Regions from separate parts of the Homo sapiens genome. Here region 1 is linked to region 2. A link is an interaction called in ENCODE POLR2A ChIA-PET data of the cell type or tissue named here. Cell type or tissue: A673. All regions are shown on one strand. Each heading gives the region's core, and the rest is flanking DNA. Links, peaks and the distances in the headings are about the cores only.

Region 1 (5,365 bases), core at 72-5,071, 370 kb after region 2:
CCATGTCTCCTCCTCTCAGAGACCCTGTGGTCAGAATGAAAGCACCCTACCCTTTCCCTGCCTGGGGAAACCGGGTGCTGGCCGAGGAGTTTGCCCAGCCTTGCTTGGGGCATTGCCCAGAGCCATTGTTAGATGCTGGATGGGCTGGAGTCAGGCTGGACAGGCTGGAGTCAGACTGCGGAGGTGTCTGTCCTGTTACTCCTCCTACAGGAGGGCGAGGAGGGGCAGGTGACTGCTCACCCAGGGTGTCCAGCTGTTGCTGACCGGCTGCACTGACTGCCAGACTGGCCGCTGCTGGGTGTATGAGGAGCGAAAGCGACTAGGGGAGGCCTGCAAGGCCCTAACACAAGTGGGGAAACCAGGAACAGGTGGCTACAGGAAAGAGGACTGTGGGAGGGAGCTGTAGTGGCCTCAGTAGGAAAGTATGAAGCGCTCCAGGCCTGAGCTTTAGTTGGCTGCCCCCACTATCCTCATTGCGGGTGGCCCAGCTCACCAAAACAATTGCATTGCACTTCAAAGGGCTGGGCAGTTGGATGGGCCGCTGCTGGTAGGCTACACTCTCTGCTCAAGGTCACCCTGTTGCCTGAAGAGCACAGCCCCCCAGATTTCCCAAAAGGGGAGCTGACAAGGCCTGGCATGGGTGGCACTGCCCTGTCCTGTCCCTGGCAGACTGGGCCAGCAGCTCTGCATGCTGAATAGGCAGCAGGACCAGGCACTCCACCGCACCTAGGCTGGAAATGAGGTCAGGGGGTGGAACCTGAGCCTGTGCGTCATTTGCTAGGGGTTTCCCCTCTGACTCCCACCTTCCTTCTCTCTGGGCCCTTCATGGCCACCAGGCACAAGTGGAGATGGAGAGGCATGTTCCTGTGCTCAGCTGCTGCCTCGGAGCTGCACGGGCTTTCCCTCCCAGCCAGGTGCAGATCTGTGTCTGCAGCTGTGTGAGCCTCCCCACCCCTCCATACTTCTAGCAGTTCCAGGGTCTCTTGAGGATGTGTTGCCAGAACTCTGCAGAATACTCGAGCCTGGCATGGTGGAGGGCAGGTGTGTGTCTCTCCTGTCTGGTCTGTTCACTCAGTGACCAGGTTCCTCCATCCACCTTGGGTCCTCTGCACACACTTCACAGAAAGGGGGAGATGCAAAGTGCCTGTGAGACGGGTGGTGTTTTCCAGCCCCAAGGGAAGACACCCTTATGGCCTGGTCTTTTAAGGAAAAGGGGCCAGGTCGCTGGGTGGCAGAAACTTGGGCTTGGGAGTCATCACCACTTAGCAGCTGCATGAGCTTATCCGAAGATCCCCACAGGGGCTTTAGGAGTCATGGTGTGTGTGTCTGAGGAGTTACCTGCATATAGCTGGCTTAGAGAATTAAGGCTCTTTTGCTCCTCCTCCCAGATATCTTTGCTTTGACAAATAGCAGCTGTCAGAAGCACCGTGCCTGGATCCCAGGGAGGGAGCAGAAGATGCCACCGCCTCCCACCCCCAGCCCATCACAGGCATCATCCCTCCCTCCTGTTTCAGCTCCAGGGCCGTGCTCGCCATTCTGGTTTGGTTCCCTGGTCTGGTTAGAGGGACAGGCACTGACACCATCCCCAGCCAGGCCAAACACACTTCCAAGCTCTCCCTTGGGCAGTGACATTGGCTGGCTTTGTACAGTGGCGTCAGGAAACTTGGGAGGTGCTTCAGAGGTAGTAAGAAAAGGGCAGAACCCAGATGGCAGAAAGTTTGGCTTTGTTCTTATCCGGCAGCATTTGTTGAACCTCTTCTCTAGGGGCCTGGAGATACCAGGGGACATTTGACTCCATCTGCAGCAGAGTCTCAGTTTGTGTGGGCCAGGCGCCTGGGTTTTGTGCTGCGAGGCCCCCGCCATGGCTTTTCTCTGACGGCAGGCAGCAGGTTCGTGTCAGATGCTTCTGGAAGTCTTGTAGGAACCAGTTGATAGGCAAGCATCAGCTTCAGCCATTTCCACTTCCCTGCTAGGCTCTCAGGGACATCCGGAGGCCACTAACTCCCACAGCCCCAGGGGTGGGGACAGGAAGTTGTACTCAGCCCACTGCAACCTCTTGCTGGGTTTGTGTGCCTCCTGCCTCCTGCTGTGGAAGAATGCTGCTCCCTGGGCACTGGGCTCTGTGTGGGCACTGCTGGCTTCCCCATGCTGTCTGAGTCAAAGACCCTGACTCCTTCCTATTGCCGGGAACCTCCAGGTGGCCTTTTGCAGCCAGTGGCTCTTGGTCCCAGTGAAATGTGCTCCCTGCCGTGTGCCAGCCTGGTTGGGGTGCCTGCACATTTTAGTTCTTCCCACCAGTGCAGCAGACTCAGGCCAGCTGGTAAAGGCACAACACTGCACTGTGCATAAAACCGCCTTGTGGAGTGGTGAGGAAAGGCTGCCTCTAACCTTCCTCTGCTCAAGTCTGAGTCCTTTAGTGCACAGGCCTTCCGCCCCAGGACAAGAAGAATCGCCCTCGCGCCCCCTTCCCCTTCCCCTTCCCTTTCCCCTAGTGAGGTTCGGTGCAAAAAGAGAGTCAAGTCCAGTCTTGTCATAAAGCGCCTAAGCCTTATCCTCATACCTGCCTCTCCCTTCCCTGAATCCATCACCTCCTGGGGGGCGATGAGGGAGACCACATGTGCCCTCCTGGAGCTGACACAGATGGGGAGAGAACACACCTGGTGTGGGAAGCTGTATGGGACCCAGAGAATTCTAACTAGTCCCTTGGGCTCACAGTTGAGTTACCAATCAGTAGGAGAAAATGCAAAGATAAACTACTTAGGAATCAGTAATTGCCATGTTCCCAGGAAATCCTCCTTAAGTATGGAGGGGAAGGAATGCTTTAGAGGAAACTAAGGGCTATAGCCCATACGCTCATGTCATAGATGAGGTGTCCAAGACAAAGAGAGTGGGGAATACAGGTCCAAGAATGTCTGCATGACGACTCTGCCCTCACTAAGCTATGCTGTTTTTCCTCCCATCTCTGTTGAGGTTTTTCCCTCTGTTTTATTATGAAAAATGTCAAACACACAGCAAAGTTTTTATGTTTTTTTGAGACAGAGTCTCGTTCTGTCACCCAGGCTGGAGTACAGTGGCACAATCTTGGCTCACTGTAATCTCTGCCTCCCGGGTTCAAATGATTCTCCTGCCTCAGCCTCCCAAGTAGCTGGGACTACAGGTGCATGCCACCATGGCAGGCTAACTTTTGGTTTTTTAATAGAGACAGACTTTCACCATGTTGGCCAGGCTGGTCTCAAACTCCTGAGTTCAGGTGATCCATCTGCCTCAGCCTCCCAGAATGCTGGAATTACAGGCATGAGCCACTGCACCCAGTGTACGGCAAAGCTGAAAGCATTGTATAGAGAACACCCTTATTGCTGGGCGCGGTGGCTCACGCCTGTAATCTCAGCACTTTGGGAGGCCGAGGTAGGTGGATCACGAGGTCAAGAGATCAAGACCATCCTGGCTAACATGATGAGACCCCGTCTCTACTAAAAACACAAAAATTAGCCGGGTGTGGTGGCATGCACCTGTAGTCCCAGCTACTTAGTAGGCTGAGGCAGGAGAAACTCTTGAGGCGGAGGTTGCAGTGAGCTGAGATCATGCCACTGCACTCCATCCTGGCGATAGAGCGAGACTCCATGTCAAAAAAAAAAGAGAGAGAACGCCCCTATTACATAGCACATGCACCACCTGGAGTCTGCAGTGTACTAGACCCGTTTATCCATCCACCAACCCATCTTATCCTTCTGATGCATTTCATAGTAAAATGCAAACACCAGTATGCTTCCTTATCAGGGTTTTTAACTAAAGTAGTGCACATTCGAACGCTACAGAAATACATAAAAGGATTTTTCTCCAAGTCCTCCTTTCCTCTACCACTGTGAAAGTGTGTGCATCCTTCCAGACTTTGATCTGTGCCTACACATGCATTTGAATATGTATGGTAGCTAGTGCTTTCAAGCAGGGGGATCACACCCATGTGTTCATCCACTACTTGCCATGTTTGGAGTCTGAGGGGACAGACACTTCAGCAGCAGACTGTGCCATCTCCCTTCTCAGTTTGTGTCACCCTTTCAGGTGGGTCCTCGGGCTAGCCAGATGTTCTAGACAGAAAATGACCACAAGTTGTCCTGGTGGCCAGGAAGCTGAGAGTGACTTCTCTCGCAACTCATGTGCCTGGGGACTTAAGGATCGAATCGGTTCCATTTTATGCTTTTTCCTTGGGGTTCCTGGTGGGGGGCTTTGAGGAGCGGAAGCCATAGCCTTCTGGGCCCTGAAGAATCTTCATTTTATGGGCCCCAGGTGTTTGCCTTTCCACCAAAATAATAAGAGAACACAAAGAAACAGCAATGGGAAGGCCTCTTAAGCAGAGGGTCCCAGTCCCAGCCCCACAACCCACAAGCCCACTCATGAGGTGTGTGACTTCCTTGGGCTTCCGGATCCTCATTCGCAAAATGAGAATAACACTGGGTGCCCTGCCCAGCTTGGAAGATGGTGATGCTCAAAGGAAGACACGCACATGTGTTTGTCATTGGCAGTGTTCGGGACAGTTAAGTTCCTTTAGTGACGGAGAAGGGATCCTGCCACAAGCTCTGCCTTCTTCACAGCTGAGACACTGCTCTCCTGATATTTCTCCTGTGGCTTGGAGGACTTCTGGGTCGCCTTTTGTTCACGTCGCCTCTTTTCACCTGCCCTTCAAATATTCATGTCGGCCTGGGTTTGTCTTCTGCCTTCTTTGGATTTTGGTCTGAACTTTCTCCCTGGACTGCCTCTTTATCCCACATCCATGCCTGGCACCCATGTCTCTGTTCCAAACCTCAGCTCTAGGCTTCAGCAGCCTCCTGGAGGTCTCCATCAGCTGGCCGGGCCTCCTCCCACCCAACTCAGAATCCGTCCCTTCCTTCTCATGCTTTCCTCCTGGGCACCCTCCCTTAGTGCAGGCACCTGCTGTGTGTCCCGCTGCCCTCATCCGCACACGCAGGGCTGCTGCGCACTCCTTGTTGTCGGCCCCAGACACCACAGCAGAACACAAGGCTGTTCCCTGTGCCCAGAATCTCCCGTCCCCACCCCAGCTTCATCCATCCTCCACCTTCTCCAGAACCTTCCCAGATCAGCCCCCATCCTGATGAGGTCTCTTTCCCCATACCCTCAGCCCTGGGCCTGCGCGTGAGAAGATGTCCTGGAAGTCCTCATGCTGTGCCTTTTGATTTCCTTGTTCGGCATCCCTGCTAGTCTGTGAGCTGCTTGAATCCCGAGATCATGGCTATTCACTGTCGCCGGCACGCAGAATGCCATAGGACTTAATAAAAACCAGTGGGTTCCCATGGGTGCAAGTAGCTTCCTTCCATTCCTTCTTTTTGGGATGGTGAGCGGGGTCACTTTT
Region 2 (5,365 bases), core at 184-5,183:
GACTTTTTAGCTATGCTTTTGGTATTTTCCTTGCAGTTGTTGCTGTAAAGATAATAATACACATCTGTAGCTTACGACCATCTCTCTCAAATGAATCCCCTGGTCCTTTCTTTTTCTTTTTGAGACAGGGACTTGCTCTGTTGCCCAAGTGAGAGTGCGGTGGCATGGCTGTGGCTCACTGCAGCACCAACCTCCTAAGCTCAAGCAATTCTCCCACCTCAGCTTCCCGAGTAGCTGGGACTATAGGCTCACGCCACCATGCCCAGCTAATTGTTTTTTGTTTGTTTGTTTGTTTTTAGAGACGAAGTATCACTATGTTGTGTAGGCTGGTCTCGAGCTCCTGGGCTCAAGTGATCCTCCCGCCTCAGCCTCCCAAAGTGCTGGGCTTATGAGCATGAGCCACTGTGCCTGGCCAGCGCCCCTGGTTTTTCTATGTCCCACTTTTGCATGTTACACATGACAGATACTGCTATCCTGTGATTCACTTGTGCACTTTACACAGACTGAGCGATCTTGAACTATGATCTTTTCCAGCTATAGCACAGGGATGTGGCCAGGGGGCCCCTCTCTCAGCCTAGCAGTGGTTTGGGCAAATTTTAATCTATTGATCTATTTTGTCTTTATTTTGTGAAGCAAGTAGAAAATGGCATAGGATTCTTTTTCTTTTTCTTTTTCTTTTTTTTTTAAGATTGAGTCTCACTCTGTCACCCAGGCTGGAGTGCAGTGGTGTGATCTCGGCTCACTGCAACCTCCACTTCTCCGGTTGAAGTGATTCTCCTGCCTCAGCCTCCTGAGTAGCTGGGACTACAGGCATGCACCACCATGCCTGGCTAATTTTTTTGTATTATTAGTAGAGATGGGGTTTCACCATGTTGACCAGACTGGTCTTGAACTCCTGGCTTCAGGTGATCTTGCCTCGGCCTCCCAAAGTGCTGGGATTACAGGTGTGAACCACTGTCCCCAGCTGAAAATGGCATAGGATTCATACGTTGAATTCAGTTGAACCACAAGAAGAAATGTCTAGGTAAGCTATAAGCAGGGACTTCAGCCTAGATCTCACACCTGGATGTACAGGAAACAGAACAAAAGCACAGAACTGTCGTGGAAACCGGAGCTAGACCGTGGAAGATGTGTTTACAGGTGTGGTGGGAACAGAGCCCCAGCACAGGGGTCTGTCATTTGATGTCATTGGATTGACCTGATTTCAGTTACTCCCTGGGTAGACCCGCAAGCACTGCCACCTGTACACATGGTGGACTTGTGCTTGAGAGTCAGTCCCAAGCTGCCTCTTGCCTGTCTGGGGCCGTGGAGGGCCTCACACCCGAGCTCTGTATCTAGCCTACGCTGTGTCTCCACGAGGAAGCCCACCTGGGTGCCCAGGGAAGGTGCCCACTTCACTCTGGGGCTGAAGGACCACCCTGGAGGAATCCCAGGGAGGCCTCGCTCTCCCTTCTGTGAACACCCGCCTCAGTCATCAAAGGCCAACACCTATAGTTCTATGACTGGGGCCTCAGTCTCGCTATTCCAGGGGAAGCCCCGTGAGCCTTCCAGATAAGCACAGAAATTCAGGCCCGCCGACCCCCGACCCAATTTATAGATGAGGATATTGAGGCCTGAGAGGTCAAGCGGCTCTTGAGATAGGATTGGTTGGGCCTGAAGTGGAAGCCTCCCTCCCCCTTCCCCCAGCTTGTAGCAGCCTCCACACAGTTTCCCAAGAGCTGGGACTGGCACCCTGTGCACTTGACCTTGATTTAGGTGGTACATGCACTGATAGGGTGTCCTTTCTTAATCATCTTCCAGTCGTGAGCACTGAAGGAGAAAGGCTCAGCTGGGTGCTGAGAGGTTCCAGGCCTCTCACTTGCTGGTCGTTTCCAACATGGCAGTTGGCGGGACCGGGTTTTGAGATGGGAGGACAGCAGACGATGACGGCTTGGGATCCAATGAGATGGGAAGCGATGCAAGACACATTTCGCTTCCTGCTCTACCTGACCAAACAATTGCCTTAGCTCATTGCCATGGGGGTGGGCAGCGCTGCTGACACTGAGCAGCTGCCCCGTCCCCCGCCTGCCCCCGCTCACCACATTTGCCACCTTGGGGAGCAGATTCTGGACACACCCTTCCCCAGGAAAGCGTCCTATGCCACCTGGCCCTGTATTGCCTGGGAGGAGGGGTCCTGGGGAGGCAGAGGAGGAAAGCAGGGAAGGCCCCCTTCTACCTGGGCACCACGCCCTTCCACCCACCCTCTTCTACCTGACCGAAGACCCCTCTCCTACTCCCACCACATTAGTGGGTCTCTTCCTTCCAGCTCGTTCCTGGTCCGGGCCCCATTTACTTCTTATGTCCCAAGGCTCGGGGGACAGAGGGAAGGCATGGGTCTGTGGGCTATGTACGTGGCTCGGGTGGGGGAGAAGGGGAGATCAGGCCACACTGATGATGCCTCCACTTCCCAGGCATCTGGGGGCTCCCACGGCTCCCCCTACAGTAACAAGTCCCCTTTTACAGCAGTGGAACCCGACGCTAGAGAGGCATGTCCAGCACTCAGGGCCGTCCAGAGGAAGCTGGCCTGCATGGGCGACAGCACGGTTATGCCCGAAACTGCTCTGGAATGAGCAGCTCATTGGGGTGGAGGGATTTTTTGGTGATTCAAAGACCCGACCAACGGGCCGGGGCCCAGGAAGCAGATGCAAGGGGGAGTGGATTCGGCCAAAGCACCTTGTGCCGACTGTGTGGGGTCCATGCCCCTCCCCCAGCCTGCTCGGTCCCTGCCTTAGAGAGAAGGGGAGGGCTTCTCCCAGGCTATGCCAGGAATGTGGCCCACAGCAGCACGGCAGGGGGAAAGGGCAGCCTGCTGCCCAGAGGGTGGGCGGAAGGGCATGGTGCCCCGGTAGAAGGGGGCCTTCCCTGTTTTCCTCCTCCCCCTCCCCAGGACCCCTCCTCCTGGGCAGCACAGGGCCAGGTGGCATAGGACGCTTTCCTGGGGAAGGGTGTGCCCAGAATCTGCTTCTCCCTAAGGTGGCAAATGTGGTGAGCGGGGGCAGGCGGCGGGGGCAGGGTAGCTGCTCAGTGTCAGCAGCACTGCTCACCCCCACAGCGATGAGCTAAGGCAATTGTTTAAAGAAATGTCCACCCAAACTCAGGCATATTGCCCCAGGGCAGCTTTCTGAGCAGAGGTGGAGACAGGCTTCCAGGCAGCCGGGGCTGCGGGAGAGGAGTGGGGGCCGGTTGTCTGCAACCTGGTCGCTGGTCAGCTGGGGCTCAGGCCTCACATCCCCTATCCTTCATGAGCCTTAATTCTGGGAGTTGGGGCCGATGATGACCTCTTTTGACAGATGAGAAGACAGGGTCAGATGTTCGGCTGCATATGCTGTGGCAGGGCCTGGACTCGAGTGCCCCACTCACAGCCCAGGCTCGGCCAGGAGGCCTCCTGTCAGCCAGATTGGGATCCCATGGCTGTGACTTCCTCAGCACAACGGCTGTGATTCCTCACAGCCAGCAGCGGTCAGTGGGGGCAGTGAGGTGGGGCTCTTGGTGGCGTTGCCGGAGTGGCTGCAGGCCCGTCCTGCGCGGTCTAACTGGGACAAGCTGAAGTCCACAGAGGTGGTTCCGGATCACCTGCCTCCTCCCCCTGAGCCCTATGACCCTCCCGTCACCCAGGGGATGTGAGGACAGGGAGGTGGCCTCAGGCTCACCCCACGAGGATTCAGGCAGCGGAGAGTGGATAGGGAGCAAAAATGCCAGAGACACAGGGAGAGATGAAAGACAGCTTGAGCGCTGGCAGAAAGCAGGCATGACCTCTGCCCTTAGGGCTGAAGACGAGCGAAGGGAGCCTGCCCAGGGGCCCCACCCCAAAACCAGGTAGGGTGGTCTTTCCCTTGCAGCACACTTTCTGATATCCTTTAGTACATTCCACTAGATCCTCCAGATAATCCTACGCAATAATAAGATGCAGGGTTGCAATCCCAGCACCTTGGGAGGCCAAGGTGGGAGGATCACTGAGGCTGGGAGTTTGAGACCAGCCTGGACAACATAGCAAGACCCTATCTCTACAAAAAAATTTAAGAAAATTAGCCAGGCATGGTGGTATGCACCTGTAGTCCCAGCTAATTAGGAAGCTGAGGTGGGAGGATGGCTCAAGCCTGGGAGGTTGAGGCTGCAGTGAGCTGCAATCTTGCCACTGTACTCCAGCCTGGGTAACAGAGTGAGAACCTGTCTCTAAAAAAATAAAAAAGATAGAGGGAATAGCTTTCTGCATCATACTGGAACACTGTGGCATCTCTTGCCTCCCAGCCTGCCCTGTCCACTGCCCTCCCAGGGTGTCCTCTAAGACCCACGGAAGCAGAGGGCAGTGCCCAGCCCACCTGCCTGCTTTCTGCCTTGGGGTATTTTTTGAGCACCGCTGAGCTCCTCTGAAGAGGGGCCAGGAGCTCTGAGCAAGGAGGCAGGCAGAGAGGAGACTCAGGGACTCTAAGCCCAGTATGGACAGCCTTGGGGAGGCCCTTTGGATGTTGGGCCCTCCAGACCCCTACTCTGGCTGGGAGGGATTATAGAGAGAAAGGAGGCCCAAGGGGACCCAAGGCGACTAGGCAGGCAGGGTGCCTAGAGGAGAGCCAGGCCAGTGCCCACAGTGCCAAGGCTGGTCCCCCCGAGAGTGTGTTGGCCAAAAGGGCCCTTTCTCTGATCTGGATGCTATCTTCCTGAGTTCTCAGTGACTGATCTGGGGGTCCTAAATGGGCAAAACACTATGGCCAACTTCAATAGCCTTTCCAGGCCCTGGGGACCCTGGTGGTCTGTGTTATGTCAGGCAGGGGGCAGGGACAGGGAGTTTGGGGATGCCTGCTGGATGCGTCTATCTGTCCCTTGAGGGAAGAGGCTGATCACACCCATTGGCCAGCCCCAGCAGCTGGTTATGCCAGCATCTGGCTTAGCCTGAGGAAGGATGGGGAAGAGGATGTGGCTGGCTTGGGAGACACTGCTGGTATCTGCTCAGCCTCCTCCCTCCCTCTGCCACTCCCTCTCCTACTCACCGGCCTCAGGGTCTTATTCATGGTCAGCTGTTGGGGTGGGAAGGTTCCAGGACCTTGTGGAGGGGAGGGGCCGCTATCTGGGCTGCTAGTGTGCCCAGAGGTGACTTTGGGCGGGAGATTTAAGCTCTTCCTTATCAGTTAAATCAGGATAATTATAATCCTTATCCCTCGTGCTGTCAGCAGGATTAAAGCAGATAACCAATAATACATTGAAAGCGGCTGGCACACAGTGAGGGCTCAGTACAAGAGATGTGAATTCAGGGCTAACTCCGCTGCTGAGCATCTGGGCAGCGAACTTCTGCAAACCCCTCAAATCACACCTGTTCTTGCCCCCTCCCCAA

Evidence for each region. ChIA-PET counts read pairs that join two places held together with the same protein. Peaks named below come from ENCODE experiments on the same cell type or tissue, not always from the same donor. Only the 100,000 strongest peaks of a DNase experiment are listed, where the experiment ranks them.
Region 1: POLR2A ChIA-PET joins it to region 2 with 5 read pairs; 2 of 35 experiments call an interaction of 5 or more read pairs at or near these places.

The regions. Positions count from the first base shown.
Region 1 is chr16:75,097,920-75,103,284 of GRCh38, forward strand. All of the region lies in intron 2 of ZNRF1 (zinc and ring finger 1), which reads left to right. Among named protein-coding and RNA genes, the nearest start is that of LDHD, 16 kb to the right of the region's middle. RefSeq lists enhancers at 589-708, 4,458-4,959 and silencers at 2,060-2,119, 2,230-2,289. In A673, for the core only: no CTCF peak of the experiment used is centred there; a DNase peak (open chromatin) is centred at 2,042; H3K27ac peaks cover 1,849 bases.
Region 2 is chr16:74,731,770-74,737,134 of GRCh38, forward strand. All of the region lies in intron 2 of FA2H (fatty acid 2-hydroxylase), which reads right to left. Among named protein-coding and RNA genes, the nearest start is that of MLKL, 34 kb to the left of the region's middle. RefSeq lists an enhancer at 1,726-2,285. In A673, for the core only: no CTCF peak of the experiment used is centred there; no DNase peak of the experiment used is centred there.